Regions from separate parts of the Homo sapiens genome. Here region 1 is linked to region 2. Evidence: read pairs that join two places in POLR2A ChIA-PET (ENCODE). Cell type or tissue: Panc1. All regions are shown on one strand. Links, peaks and the distances in the headings refer to the core of each region. The heading gives the core; the rest is flanking DNA.

Region 1 (7,380 bases), core at 1,672-6,671, 210 kb before region 2:
CACTTTATAAGTGGTGAATGTGGCCGGAGAGGAATTGTGGTGTTAGAGTAATGAGGGGAAATGAGACAGGCCATCAAGTCTATCCGACCCTTGCCTTTCCATAAGATTCCTTCGCTCCCCACTTCAAATGATGATGAAACACAAAGAAAATGGGACTTAAGAGGGTAAAAAAACAATGTAAATAATTACGATTGTTGGTTTCAGGATAGGAAATTTAAAGTGGGCTTCAGTCTGTAGTTGGGTTTGGCAGGTGGACTCCTTAGGGCCTTTTTTCTTACCCTGTATTTCCACCCCAGCAAGAGTGGTGGCAGGGGAGGGGCAAGGTGGGGTACAGCAGGGGCTTGGGGTGGGGGTTGCTGCTGGGGAAATGGAGCTGCCCTTTTACCGAGCCTGGAGACCTGGGCAGGATCTAGCCCAGGCATCCTTCAGCGCAGCACAGCTAATGTCCACCTCTGAAAGTCATCACGTTTTCTTTTGTTCCTATTTGGGTTTATTAAGAGCCAGCGGAGTTCCTGCATAAAGCTTAGGAGAGTGCAGCCGAATTACTTGGGCTGATGGGGGTCGGTCAAGTGGCTTTTACTTAAACAGTTCTGAACACTTGGCACCCACTTCAGGCTGAGTCTTGCATAGTCCCCGAAGGGTCTCCTCCTGCTCCAGCAAGAGCATCTGCTTCCTCTTGGCAGTCGCCTCCCTGAGCAACTGCTGCAGGGGAAAGAGTGAGGGTTCTGAAGTCAGGAGACGTGGGTTCTTGACCTGGTTCTGCCGCTGCAGAAAAGAAAAGAGAACCAGGGTGGTGTTATGTATGTGCACGTGTGTGCACATTTTGCATAATGTATGAATATCTATATGAGTGTCTACGTGAGTGTATATGCACAATGCATGTATACATGTATGTGCATGCATATATGTGTGCATGCCCATGTATGCACTGTGTATATGCATGTGCTTGCATGTGTGTATGACTGGGTGTGTGTGTCTTTTTTTTTCTCTGACAAGCTGAAGAGTTTTCAATGAAATCAGAATCCCTGCCTCTATGTCACAGCAGAAGTTTTTCACCATTTGTTTCACTAAGATTCTTGGGTCTGGTCCTGTTCAGGGGAGAAGCCCAGAAATTCATGCCTTCCCTCCTCTGGGGACCAGCTGGGGGCTGTTCTAAAGTGCTAACATGGTCAACAATACATTTCCTCCCCAGTAGCAGCGGTATAGCTGAGTGGATGCGCCGGGAGGCCTGAAGCGTCCTGATCAATTCTCTGTGTTGCTCATGAACTCGGATGCTCCAGCCCCTTGAGGAGCTCCCAGTGTATCCTTATGTCTTTGGGGGCGGCCAGTTGAAAAACAAGCATTTCCTTCCACGTGTCTATGTGCGCAGGTATCTTTCCACCATCTGTCCACTGGAACTGGTCTTACTGAGGTGGCCCCCAAATTGCCAGATGCACCAGACACTTTTTGGTGCCTTATTAGATTTCCTGCTGCATTCAGTTCACTTGGCTCTTCCCCCTTCTCTTCATCCTGGGCTTTACTGGTGACACTTTGTTCCTGTTTCTCCCCATCTCCTTCCTGACTGGGGTTTTTCCAGACTCTCCTACGTTTCTGTGGATCCTGTTCCCCCAGCCGTCCTGTACCTGTTGCTTTTACCCCTTCCTCCAGGTCTCACCTTCCACCCCTCTTCTCTTGGGTAATCTTTTCTCTGTGAGATACTTTAACTACCCTCAGTATACCACTGACTCCCAACTCTGGGTCAGCCGCCCACACTTCTTTTAGAACTCCACACCGAATTCCCTTGCCGCCTGTTTTTGTTTTTGTTTTTGTTTTCCCTCTAATAGGCACAGGCATGCAGGTTAGCTTTTGAAGCTTGGATTTTGTTTCAGAAAAGGAAGAGGCTAAAAACCAGGACCCTCACTATGCTGTCGCTTATGAGATGCTGAACTCACAAGGATCCTGACATCACCATGATATTAGACTTTCTTCAAACTCAGCTCATCCCAAACTCAACCCATCGGCTCCTCCTAAACCCGTTGCCTCTCTGGCATTTCTTCTGAATTAGGGGTACCAACGTTCAACTACTTATCTCAAGCCCCAAACACTTGGCTCTGCTGTACAGTAGAACTTTCTGTAATAATAGAAAAGTTCTGTTTGTACCATCCAGTACAGATGCCACTAGCTTCACATGTCTATCAAGCCCCGAAGTGTGGCTAGTGCAAGCTGAGTTCATTTCAATTTTAACATGTTTTAATGAGGTTATATTAGATGACTGCATGTGGCTTGTGGTTCTCATATTAGACAGCACAGTGCAGATGGCTTCCTTTTCCCACCTCCGATGTCCAGCAGGTCACTGTCTGTCCCCACTGGGGTCCTCTCAGTTCAGGCCTTCATCATCTCTGCCATGAATTACTACAGGAGCTCCCAAATTGGTTTCCATGCTTCCTGGTCCTTTCCAAATTTCTGTTGTTGGAGTGCTCTCACTCACCCTTGAGGACTTTTCTGTTTTTCTGTTTGTTTTTTTTTTTTTTTTTTTGAGACAGAGTCTTACTCTGTCGCCCAGCCTGGAGTGCAGTGGCATGATCTTGGCTCACTGCAACCTCCACCTCCTGGATTCATGTGATTCTCCTGCCTCAGCCTCCCGAGTAGCTGGGATTATAGGTGCCCGCCACCACGCCCAGCTAATTTTTGTATTTTTAGTAGAGATGGGGTTTCTCCATGTTGGTCAGGCTGGTCTTGAACTCCTGAGACCTCAGGTGATCCGCCTGACTCGGCCTCCCCAAATGCTGGGATTACAGGTGTGAGCCACCGCACCTGGCTGTGAGGACTTTTCTTAAGCGTCATTTCCCATGTCCCTTTCCCTCACTCCCTGGTACAGGCAAAATTGAGCATTTTCTCATCTGTGTTTCTCTTCCTACTTCTGTCATTACAATGAACAAATGTGTTATAAATATTATTAAAAATAGATGTGCATCCCCCTCTGTGAACTCTTTGAGGAAGAACAGCCTTGGTCTTTCTTCATCTTTCGGTACGCTGTTGGGGTACAGCACTAACAAATGTTTACTGAGTGAATAAAGGATTAATGTAGGCCGGGTGCAGTGACTCATGCCTGTAATCCCAGCACTTTCGGAGGCTGAGGCGGGCAGATCACTTGAGGTCAAGAGTTCAAGACCAGCCTTGCCAACATGGTGAAACCCTGTCTCTACTAAAAATAGAAAAATTAGCCGGGTGTGGTGGCAGGCATCTGTAATCCCAGTTACTCAGGAGGTTGAGGCACGAGAATCACTTGAACCTGGGAGGTGGAGGTTGCAGTGAGCCAAGATTGCACCACTGAACTCCAGCCTGGGTGACAGAGCGAGACTCTGTCTCAAAAAAAAAAAAAAAAAAAAAAAAAAAGGATTAATGTGAACAATCCCCAAATGTTCTCTTTTTGGTTTTAGATTACGTTATACATTTTTGAAAATTTGTTGTAAAAATCCTATCTATTACAAAAATCATATAACCAGAATGCCGTTTTCATAGTAATATAAAATAACTTAAATTCCCTGAAGACTATTGAGTTTAAGATACTGAATCATACATATGCACACCAAAAAAAAAGATTAAAAATAATCTTTAATAGGGCCTTGGGATTATGTGCACTTTATTAAGCGCTAATTCTTTCAAAATTGGCCATTTGTGTATGATCTATATTAGCAATTTTCATTTAACTACAGTATTTGGTTAAATAAAATACCCCTTTCCAACTATTCTTCACAGAGAAGGAGTTTATTGAACATTCTCAACTAGAGTTTTGCTGAAAGTAATGGAATTTTCTTTCCTTGAACTCAAAGAATAGAAAATAGAAAATTGAAAAAGAGAAAAATAGAGAACTCACTATGGATGGTGGAGAACTGGCAGCTCAGATGTTTGCTTCCCTTTAGGGTAAGGGTGGCAGAGGCTCTTCTTGATATAAACAGCATGTTTAGAGGGTCTTCATTCCATTTAGTGGGATTTTTTTTTTTTTTTGAGACAGAGTTTTTGCTCTTGTTGCCCAGGCTGGAATGCAATGGCACTATCTCAGCTCACTGCAACCTCCGCTTCCTGGGTTCAAGCAATTCTCCCGCCTCAGCCTCCCATGTAGCTGGGATTACAGGCATGCACCAGCATGCCCAGCTGATTTTTGTGTTTTTAGTAGAGATGAGGTTTCACCATGTTGGCCAGGATGGTCTCGAACTCTTGACCTCAGGTGATCCTCCCACCTTGGCCTCCCAAATTGCTGGGATTACAGGTGTGAGCCCGCGCACCCAGCCATTTATTTGGTTCTCAAAGCAGGATAGGGCTGTTTTCTTCTTCCTGTGCACTAACATCTCAGGAATGATTTTCCAAGCTGCCTTCTCCCATCGCACCAACCCTGCTGCCTCCCAGCCTTCCCTGCCCGCTGCCTGTTCTGTCACATCCCACCTCATCCCTACCAATGCGACTAGCACCCACCAATGCGACTAGCACCCACCAATGCAACTAGCAATAGCTACCTTGAAGTAACCAAAGAAACATTCTTCTGTTTTAAGTTAATCAATGAAGCAAATCAGTTTCTGCGTTAGTTTCTGGGGAAACAGTGGAGAGGAGGATGAACACTGCCCTACCTTCACAGCACCACCCTGGTCAGTTCCTGCTGCTTATAGGATCACATAGAAAGACGGTCTCCCAGTCCACCTTCAGCCCACCATCCCTGGGTGCATCTTCTACAGCACCATCTCTCTAGGCCCACACTGAAATTGACCACTCCACTGGAGATGTTTCTCCCATTGCCTAGCAACCTCCCAGGTCTTATTCAATACTTAGATTAATTATTCCCCTCTCTGAAACGTTTCTGACTCATTCAGGTTGAGGTACTGGCTCCTTCTAGGTTCCCTCTAGAATTTTTTTTTTTTTTTTTTGAGACAGGGTCTTGCTCTGTTGCTCAGGCTGGAGAACAGTGGCATGATCTCAGCTCACTGCAACCTCTACCTCTTGTGTTCAATTGATTCTCCTGCCTCAGCCTCCCAAGTAGCTGGAAATACAGGTGCGTGCCACCACACCCGGCTAATTTTTTTTTTTTTTTTTTTTTAGTAGGGATGAGGTTTCACCATGTTAGCCAGGATGGTCTCCTGACCTCGTGATCTGCCCACCTCAGCCTCCCAAAGTGCTGCGATTACAGGCATGAGTCACCGTCCCTGGCCTTTTTTTTTTTTTTTTTTTTTTTTTTTGAGACAGAGTCTCACTCTGTTGCCAGGCTGGAGTGCAGTGATACCATACTGGTGTGCTGCAACCTCCGCTTCCTGGGCTCAAGTGATTCTCATGCCTCAGCCTCCAGAGTAGCTGGGATTACAGGCATGCGCCACCACGCACAGCTAATTTTTGTGTTTTTAGTAGAGATGGGGTTTCACCATGTTGGTCAGGCTGGTCTTGAACTCCTGGGCCCAAGTGATCCTTCCACTTCAGCCTCCCAAAGTGCTGGGATTACAGATGTGAGCCACCATGCCCAACCCCCTCTGTAATTTTCTATTTATCATGAGCATTGGTTATTTTGCATTGAACTTTATCAGTTTACATACTGATCACACTCACTGCTTGGTTCTAAAGGTTCAGACACTATACAGCACCTGTCTGTATATCCCTAGCACTTAGTACAAACAGGGCCTGGTATATAGCAGACATCGAGGAAATATCTAAAAGGAAAACAATATTTTTATTGGGGTGGTAAGTGCCTTAGTCACCTAGGAGAACTCACTAACTTTCTCTCCAACAATGGGACTTATCCAGCCTCCTTGGTGTCTTTAGCCCTCTTCTTCCTAGGACCCTATTAGAATAGTGACATTATCATGGTCAAGAACCAGATCTTCTTTTGAACTTATTCTAACCTTGATTTTTCTCATGTTGTGTGTTTTGGGTTTTGATAGCAAATTAAGGCCCTCCCTAACCCCCCATTTTTTTAACCCTAAATTTGGCCTGCAGACTCGGGAAGAGCATTGGTTTTCCAATGAGGATTCTCAGGTGATTTAGCAGGAATGAGACTTAAAGAACAAATTGTACAATATAGATAGCTAAGGAACTCACTGCTATATTGAGCTTCTGTGGTCCGTATCTATATATATATATTTTTTTTCCCTGAGACAGTCTTGCTGTGTCGCCCAGGCTGGAGTGCAGTGGCACGATCCTGGGTCACTGCAACCTCCACCCCCCATTTCAAGCAATTCTCCTGCCTCAGCCTCCCAAGTAGCTGGGATTATAGGCATGTGTCACCACGCCTGGCTAATTTTTGTATTTTTAGCAGAGACAGGGTTTCACCATGTTGGCCAGGCTGGTCTTGAACTCTTGACCTCGCAATCTGCCTGACTCAGCCTCCCAAAGTGCTGGGATTACAGGCGTGAATCACCGCCCCGGCCCCTGGTCCATATGTTTTCATTCAATAGTATTGGGCTTCATTTTCCTTTTTCTTTTCTTTTCTTTTTGGAGGGAAGTTGGTAGTGGGTATTGTTTAGTTAGAACTTAGTATAAATGATCCTTTTGACAAGGGAACAAAAGCCCTCATTCTGATTGGCACAGTATTTGAAATCAAAGTCATAGCTATCATTACGAAGACCTCATTTCCTGATGATTGATTTAACATAATTGCCTCTTGGAGAACCTACCCTGGAAAATACATGGATGCTGGCAATGAGTGACTAGCTACATTCGTTCCCTTCCCTCACTCCCTCCAGTTTGTCTTTTGGATCCAACAAGTCAGTTGGAGGAAGGAGTTATGCGGGAAATGGCTGTCAAATCTGAACAGTTTCTCACTGCACTCTTTCTAAAAAACTTCAGAAATTGTCTATTATCCAGTTTACTGGTTGGATTGTGGACCAATTGTTTCTGCGTTGTGTTATCTCACCTAGAATCAACAGAAATTGATAGCATCTTTTAGCCCTGGAACCAAGAGATTCAATTTTGTCTCCTGCTCATTTGGAAAAGACAGGCAAAAAATAACCCCAAATCAGTGGGGAAATAGACTCTTGAATTTGAAACGAACCATACAGTATTATTTAATCTATTTATCTTTATTCTTTTTCTACCCCAGAAAGATAATTATCTTTTTTTTCTAAGACTCTCAAGAGGAGATTCTGTGTTTCTCTTTGACATCTATTCTGGGCTCTAATAAGATTTTTTTTTTTTTTTTTTGAGATGGAGTCTCACTTTGTTGCCCAGGCTGGAGTGCAGTGGTGTGATCTCAGCTCACTGTATCCTCCACCTCCTGAGTTCAAGCAATTCTCCTACCTCAGCCTCTTGAATAGCTGGGATTACAGGTATGCGCCATCACACCTGACTAATTTTTTTTTACTTTTAGTAGAGACAGGGTTTCACCATGTTGGCCTGGCTGGTCTTAAACTCCTGACTTTAGGT
Region 2 (7,380 bases), core at 1,532-6,531:
CTGCTCATGCCCTAAGGATCTCCCATTGCCACCTGAAGTCCTGTTAAACTTGGGGAGCCATGGGGGACACATGGGGAGCAGCCACTGCATCCTCCACTTCCTGAAGAGGATCGCTCAGAGGAGGCATTTGTCCCCAGTGGAGGGCAGCTGAAGGCACACATGGTATGGCCTGGCAGTCGCCAGTTGGCCTCGCCTGGACTGAGGGGGTTGTCCAGCATGACACGGCTGCAGGGTTTCCAGGTAGAGAAGCTGCATTATTTGCCTGGAAAATATTCACATCTCTCTCCTGCCATAATGCTTGGCCACTGGGCCCCCTCGTAGCCTGGCACCAGCTTCTAGCTCCAACAATGACTGTATTTTGTACTTCCTCTGTGCCCTTCATTCAGGTATCTTAGGCCCTATTCTTGTTCTGCCGGGTGCCTGCAAAGTACAGCTTCCTCATTCAGAGCAGAAACGGGCCTGTACAGGCCCAGGATAGCTCTGTGGCATCAAAGCACACTTGTCTTCCCTGAAGTTCGTAGTCGTTAATCAGCCCAGAGCATTTGACAGTCAGCTCAAGTGGCCTCCAGAGCTGCTGGGTTCTTTCCTGTTTGTCCCCGGCTTGGGTCATTCAACTGGAGTCATGCAATCCTTACATACAAAGGGACCCTCTGGTGTCGTTGGCTGTCAGTGGGGCACTCCGAGGTTCAAATTATGGCTCTCCAGGAGGTGTGTGGCCTTGGAGATGTCACTGTATGCCACAGAGCCTCAGTTTCTGCATGTGAAAAATTGGAATAATTATGCCTACTTGGCAAAGATTTTGCAGGTTCAACAATAGAACCTATAGAGCATCCAGCCGGGTCTTGGCATATGCTTGTTGGTCAAAGGCGGCTGCTGCCAGGATTTTGTCAGCTTCAACACTATTAGCATGATGGACCTTCCCTACTCCATGCCTCCTCCTCACAGGAGTCTATTTGCCCCACATCTTAGGATCTCTGTATTTTCAGCAATGGTTTTCAAACAGCCTCCCACAGAGTTCTACAGTTTATGGTGGGTGTGAGGAGCAAAGCTTTGCTCTCATCTGTTTTCAATATTATGCTCCTGGCCAGGCGCGGTGGCTCACGCCTGTAATCCCAGCACTTTGGGATGTCGAGGCAGGTGGATCAAGAGGTCAGGAGATCGAGACCATCCTGGCTAACATGGTGAAACCCCATCTCTACTAAAAATACAAAAAATTAGCTGGGCGTGTTGGCACGCGCCTGTAGTCCCAGCTACTCGTGAGGCTGAGGCAGGAGCCGGAAGGCGGAGGTTGCAGTGAGCCGAGATCGCACCATCGCACTCCAGCCTGGGCAACAGAGCGAGACTGTCTAAAAAAAAAATGCTCCTACCCAAGAGTTTGCCAGCCTGGGCAACGTAGTGAGACCCTGTGTCTACAAAAATTTTTTAAAAAAACTAACCAGGCATGATGGCATACGCCTGTAGTCCCAGCTACTTGGGAGACTGAAGTGGGAAGATGGCTTGAGCCTAGGAGTTTGAGGTTATAGTAGCTGTGATTGTGCCACCAAACTCCAGCCTGGGTGACAGAGCATGACCCTGTCTCAACAACAGCAACAAAATTAAAACACTTAAAAAAAAGGACTTTATTTGAAGAAAAGAATTCCCCTCCTGATTAATTTGGAAAATAGCTATTCGGAAGCCTCTTGGGAGTCTGTATATTTCTTTAGCATGTCTAGGTGATGACTAGCAGGTGACACAAGCATGCTCTTCCTTTAATGGCAAGTGGCAGAGGGATGGATTAAATGACCTGTGGTGGTCCCATTACGCCCCTGTTTAGAAGATACTCTAATTTAAATCTTTTACTGCAAGGGAAGCCCATTTAATAGGGAATCTGCTGGCAGTCTCTTTTTTCATAGGCCCCTTATAAACTTGAACATATGCCCTGATTCCTGCCTGTGGAGCACACGCTGAGGCTAGCATGTCGTTGGGCCATAGCTGGGCATTCACAGCAGCAGGTTGGGGAAGAGACGGGCAGAGGCCTGGCCCTGAGACTCAGCCCCCTCACTGGACAGAAGAACAGTTTTAGATGTTGAGAGGGAGCTCCACCTGCCAAGCAGAGGGGGGTCTGGAGGGAAGGGCCCAGGCAGGGTGTGGTGCACCTGTCTTTACTATCACGAACGAGCCAAGAGCCATGCTGGGTAAGGAGACGGGTGGAGCGGGACAGCAGTGGGATCCCGAATCAGGCACTGTTTGAAAGTGCAGGCAGACCCCAGTCAGCTTCTGGAAGGTCTGTCGCCACATAGCAAGACTCCTGACACTGGACGATGGCTCAGAAGCAGGGATGAGGCTCCAATCCTAGGAAAGCACAGCATCTGGCTGGAAGCATGCCAGCAACAGACCTGGGGGACAGGGACTCGTCCAAGCCCAGGAAAAAGGCAGATAGAGATACTGTTTGCAGAACAACAAAGAACAGATGTTGAGTGTCACATTATGGGTTGAGGAAAACCCCTAAGTGTACCTTGTGATAAGTCCAGATTGGTCCTAGGGACAAGACCAAGCCTGCAGATGGAGGTCAAGGGTCAAGAGGTCCACCTGTCAATAGATTTTTTTTTTTTTTAAGACAGAGTCTCAGTCACCTAAGCTGGAGTGCAGTGGTGGGATCATAGCTCACTGCAATCTTCATCTCCTGGGTTCAAGCAATTCTCCTGCCTCAGCCTCCTGAGTAGCTGGGATTATAGGCGTATACCACCACGCCTGGCTAATTTTTGTATTTTTGGTAGAGACAGGGTTTCATGTTGCCCAGGCTGGTCTTGAACTCCTGACCTCAAGTGATCCTCCCACCTCGGCCTCCCAAAGTGCTGGGATTACAGGCATGAACCACCACGCACAGCCCACCTGTGGATAGATCTGATGCAGAGGTTGGAAATTGGGCTGTTTCAAAATCAGAAAATGTCCCTGTATTCCTAAATCATTCCCTAATCCTAGATGACCATGTTGCATCTGTGTGTTGCATGGAAAGCCAAAGAAAAAGTATGAGGGGGACCTGGTAAAAACCCAGGTCAGATGAAAACTGACCTTTGCCACGTTCCTGAGATGAATCCTTTTGGGGCTTATTGTGTTTGAAGTAAAATTCAAGTTCACTCTCCCCATCACTTACTAGACTCCAGATACACAGGACTTCAAGTTTCTTGAACACACAAAGATCCTGCCCATCGCTGGGCCTCGTTCTTGTTCTTTCCTCTGCACAGAAAGTTATTTTGCCCTCAACCGCCCCTCCCCCTTTAATTCTTCAGATCTCAATTTCAGTTGCAGTTGCACCTTTTCAAAGAGTCCGCCTCTAAACACCCTTCCTAAACGAGGTCCTCCCCTGAAATTCTCCATCAGCTCCCAAAGGTGGCCTCCTTCGTAGCATCGGAGCAGAGTGTCCAGCGTGGGGGTATCTGTTTGCATACCACCTGTCTGCTCCCAAACTTCCTAAGAGCCTGGCCCTGTCTCATTCACCCCTGTGTCCCCGGCACCCAATTTGGGCCTTGGCATGTAGGAATGCTTAATAAATTGTTACCAACTAAATGGACGAACATCTACTCAGTGGAGTTGAATCGATGATCATTTCCCTGCTCAGCACCATTTGTATCTTGTGTCTGGCCCATTCTGAATTGGTTCAGCTGGGATCAGACGGAACCAAAAGTTCTGCAGGATGATTGCCACATGGCCTATGAGCTTAACGTGTCATCAGAACCCCCGGGGGGCCTGAGACAAACTTGTGTGCCCAGATATGCTGACAACTTCAAGCCATTGGGCACCCACACAGAGCACCAACAAATGCAGAGCCAAATGCTTTCTCTTGTAGCTACACTCTGAGGAAGCTCACCCCTCCACTCCCCAGCTCTCTGATGACACCGTAGTCCCCTTCTGCAAACAGAGTGAGCCTCAGTCAGGGACCACATCTGTGATTTGAAGCAGGAGAGAGACTCACCAAAGTCATAATCATGGGGGTGGATGATAGTGGTGGCCGCGATAAACCAGCTGCCAAATAGAGTTTGGGGACAGTGTTAAGGTCCCTTGATCTGGGGAGTCTCTTGAAAGCCTCCCAAGGTTTACAGTTGCTTCTTGGGGTCTAGAGGAAAGCACGATGCGTTATCCTTGGTCACTGTGGTCGGTGCTAGCAGGGCACGCCTGCCCAAACCTGGGACAGTGGCTGTGTCAGTTTCCCTGGTCGGAGAGAAAGGTCCTCTGTCCTGGCTTGTAGGCTCATTAGTGTTTGCTGCTCAATTTTATGATGTGTTACTTACCTTGTAAATTGTCTGCCTGTCCCACGAGCCTGGGCAAAGCCTCCAGGCCACAAGCTGGACACTTGTACCATTGACTTTACTAGGCTATGGTGCTGTAAATGTGCTGCTGACCTCTGGTATGGTGAGCCCAGGTGCCTCCGGGCAAGGGAGTGGGTTACGGGAACCCAGTCTCTTGACTCATGAGCTGTCCAGGGAGCCTACGGATAATCATCGTAAACTGCTAACAGACCTGGGGAAAGAGCCCTGTGGCTCCCCAGGGGCCAGAAGGAGAGCAGAAAAACCTCTCTGGTGAGTCACTGCAAATATTTACCCTTGAAAGTTTGATTGCAAAATCTTCTAAGCACTTGAATAGCCCTTCCCCTGGGACTTAAAGAGCCCCTCCACTAGCAGGAGTCAGATGGGTAGTGTTGGAAAAGGGTCAGGCAGGGTGATTCCCCCCTTTCAAAAACAGCCTGGGAAGAGCCCCAAGCTGCCAGACTGCCAAAGGAACCCAGGGGCTTAGACTTCTCTAGGAAAATGTAAGTGATGGAGTCCCAGGATTCCCAGCTCTCTCGGGGGACCTGTCTAAGAGCACATCTGACTTTGAGCTGCACTTTGGTTTTTTGGCTCTGTCTTTAGCTAAAGAGTTTTCTACGAGATCAACCCTTTGACTCTTGGTTGGAGCTTTTATGGCACAAGTATTGGGTGTGTAATCCCCTGTTGACCTCACTACTGCCAGAATCAGCCTCAGGCCAGGCGCAGTGGCTCACACCAGCACTTTGGGAAGCAGAGGCGGGAGGATCACTTGAGCCTAGGAGTCCGAGACCAGCCTGGGCAATATAGTGAGACCCCTGGCTCTACAAAAAATTTAAAAATTAGCCAGGTGTGGTGGTGTGTGCATGTAGTCCCAGCTACCCTAGGGGCTGAGGTGGGAGGATCCCTTGAGCACGAGAGGTTGAGGCTGCAGTGAGCCGTGACTGTGCCACTGCACTCTAGCCTATAGGAGATGGCGAGACCGTGTATCCAAAAAAAAAAAAAAAAAAATTAGTCTCAAGGAAATGGGGCAGCAAAACCAATGCAAATCATGACATTGGATCTATTTCTTCCTTCTTCCATGGGGGTGTATACTTTATCCATTTTTCGGTTCATCCTTCCTTCTTTCCTTCCATAGAGGATCTATTGAGAACCAGCTACATGGGAAAGTCTGAGTGGGCCTTTTACCAACAGTTACCTGTAGTAAATTAGAATGTAGGGGGCACCCAAAACATTCTGCATGAAGCAGCACCTTCAGAAGCCACTGATACCTTGCCACATGACAGTAAAGGTGCTGTGAGTGACAGTTCCTCTTGTAGATGCCAGTTTGCAGGAGGACTCAAAAGAGGTGCAAGTGGACAGTTTCCATTTTTCTTTGGTTTGCTGGCATTTTTGTTTTTTGTTTGTTTGTTGACAAAATGGGTGCCTCAAGATAATGTTCTAGGTCTTAGATTATTCAGATGGGAGAAGATGTGAACTTTTATCCTGTCCTAAAGATTGACTCATAAGTCAGACAGTTATATAAATAAAGGACTGATAAGAAGATAGTAGAGTCTCCACGTGAATCAGCAGCTTCCTTTACAGTGGAAACCACTTCATGATTGGAGGTGAAGAGCTGATGGTTACAGGACAGCCTCCCACAGAAATCATGGAGGCTTGGAGCTAAAAGAGACCATGAAAAGTTTTTTTTGTGGGGGTCAGTGAGTTTCTCATAGTCCAGCTGGGAAGAAGTTCAAAACCACCTGTCTTGCCCACAATCAGCTGTGCTTACCAGCTCACTACATTGACCCTTGGATAATGTGGGGCTTGGGGGCACCGGCCCCCTCCCCACACAGTCAGTTCCATTTAGTCAATTACACGTATAACTTTGGACTCCCCAAAAAATTAACTGCTGATAGCCTACCGTTGACCAGAAGCCTTACCAATAGCATAAACAGTCGATCAACACATATTTTTTATATGTATTATATACCAGCAGTCTCCAACCTTTTTGGTACCAGGGACCGGTTTCATGGAAGACAATTTTTCCATGGACTGGGGTGGGGGGAGGGATGGTTTCGGGATGATTCAAGCACATGACATTTATTGTGCACTTTATTTTTATTACAATCACATTGTAATATGTAATGAAATAATTATACAATTCCCCATAATGTAGAGGAGCTTGTTTTCCTGCAACTAGACCGTCCCATCTAGGGGTGATGGGGGACAGTGACCGATCATCACAACGTAGGTCCCTTGCATGTGCGGTTCACGATAGGGTTCGTGCTCCTCTGAGAGTCTAATGCTGCCGCTGATCTGATGGGAGGCGGAGCTCAGGTGGTAATGTGAGTGATGGGGAGTGGCTGTCAATACAGATGAAGCTTCGTTCGCTTGCCTGCCGCCCATCTCCTGCTGTGCAGGCCCAGTTCCTAACAAACCATGGACCAGGTCAGGTCTGTGGCCGAGGGGCTGGGGACCCCTGTTATATACTGTATTCTTACAATAAAGTAAATGAGAAAAAAGAAAATATTATTAAGAAAATCCTAAGGAAGAGAAAATATATTTACTATTCATTAAGTGGAAGTGGATCATCTTCACACTGAGTTCGCTGTGGAGGAGGAGGAAGAGGAGGTATTGGTCTGGCTGTCTCTGGGGTGGCAGAGACAGAAGAAAATCCACATGTAAGTGGACCTGCACAGTTCAAACCTGTGTTGCTCAAGGGTTGTTGTTCAACCCCTCGTTGTTTCAGAATGTGAAAATGTCTGCAGGGAAAATGGTTATTTCTCGCTTGTGGCTAGATGTCTGCGGCTGTGATAGGGAGAAGAGCAGGAGCAAAAGAGATGAGGAGAATGCAATTCGTGACTTCTCTCCTTCCCCCTGCCACCAGCCTCCACTGGTCTCTCTCCTGGACTATTGTCACCTCTGGCCACTCCTGCTTCCCTCCAACTTTCCACCCACAGCAGCTATAGCCAATGCTTAGAAACACAGTTCTAATCATGCAGCTCCTCACTTACATGGCCTCTAGCTGCTCCTATGATGCTCCTAAGCATGAAATCCTTAGCCTGTGACTCAGCAATTCCACTCCTCAGAGTAGGCCCAACATCACTGAAAACAGGCA

The links. Peaks named below come from ENCODE experiments on the same cell type or tissue, not always from the same donor. Only the 100,000 strongest peaks of a DNase experiment are listed, where the experiment ranks them.
Region 1: POLR2A ChIA-PET joins it to region 2 with 15 read pairs; 2 of 35 experiments call an interaction of 5 or more read pairs at or near these places.

What each region holds. Positions count from the first base shown.
Region 1 is chr17:72,892,188-72,899,567 of GRCh38, reverse strand. All of the region lies in intron 5 of SLC39A11 (solute carrier family 39 member 11), which reads left to right. Among named protein-coding and RNA genes, the nearest start is that of SLC39A11, 200 kb to the left of the region's middle. In Panc1, for the core only: no CTCF peak of the experiment used is centred there; no DNase peak of the experiment used is centred there.
Region 2 is chr17:72,681,245-72,688,624 of GRCh38, reverse strand. The region is part of intron 7 of SLC39A11 (solute carrier family 39 member 11); the gene reads left to right. Among named protein-coding and RNA genes, the nearest start is that of LINC00511, 44 kb to the right of the region's middle. RefSeq lists an enhancer at 1,667-2,167. In Panc1, for the core only: no CTCF peak of the experiment used is centred there; a DNase peak (open chromatin) is centred at 4,454; H3K4me3 peaks cover 988 bases; H3K27ac peaks cover 4,943 bases.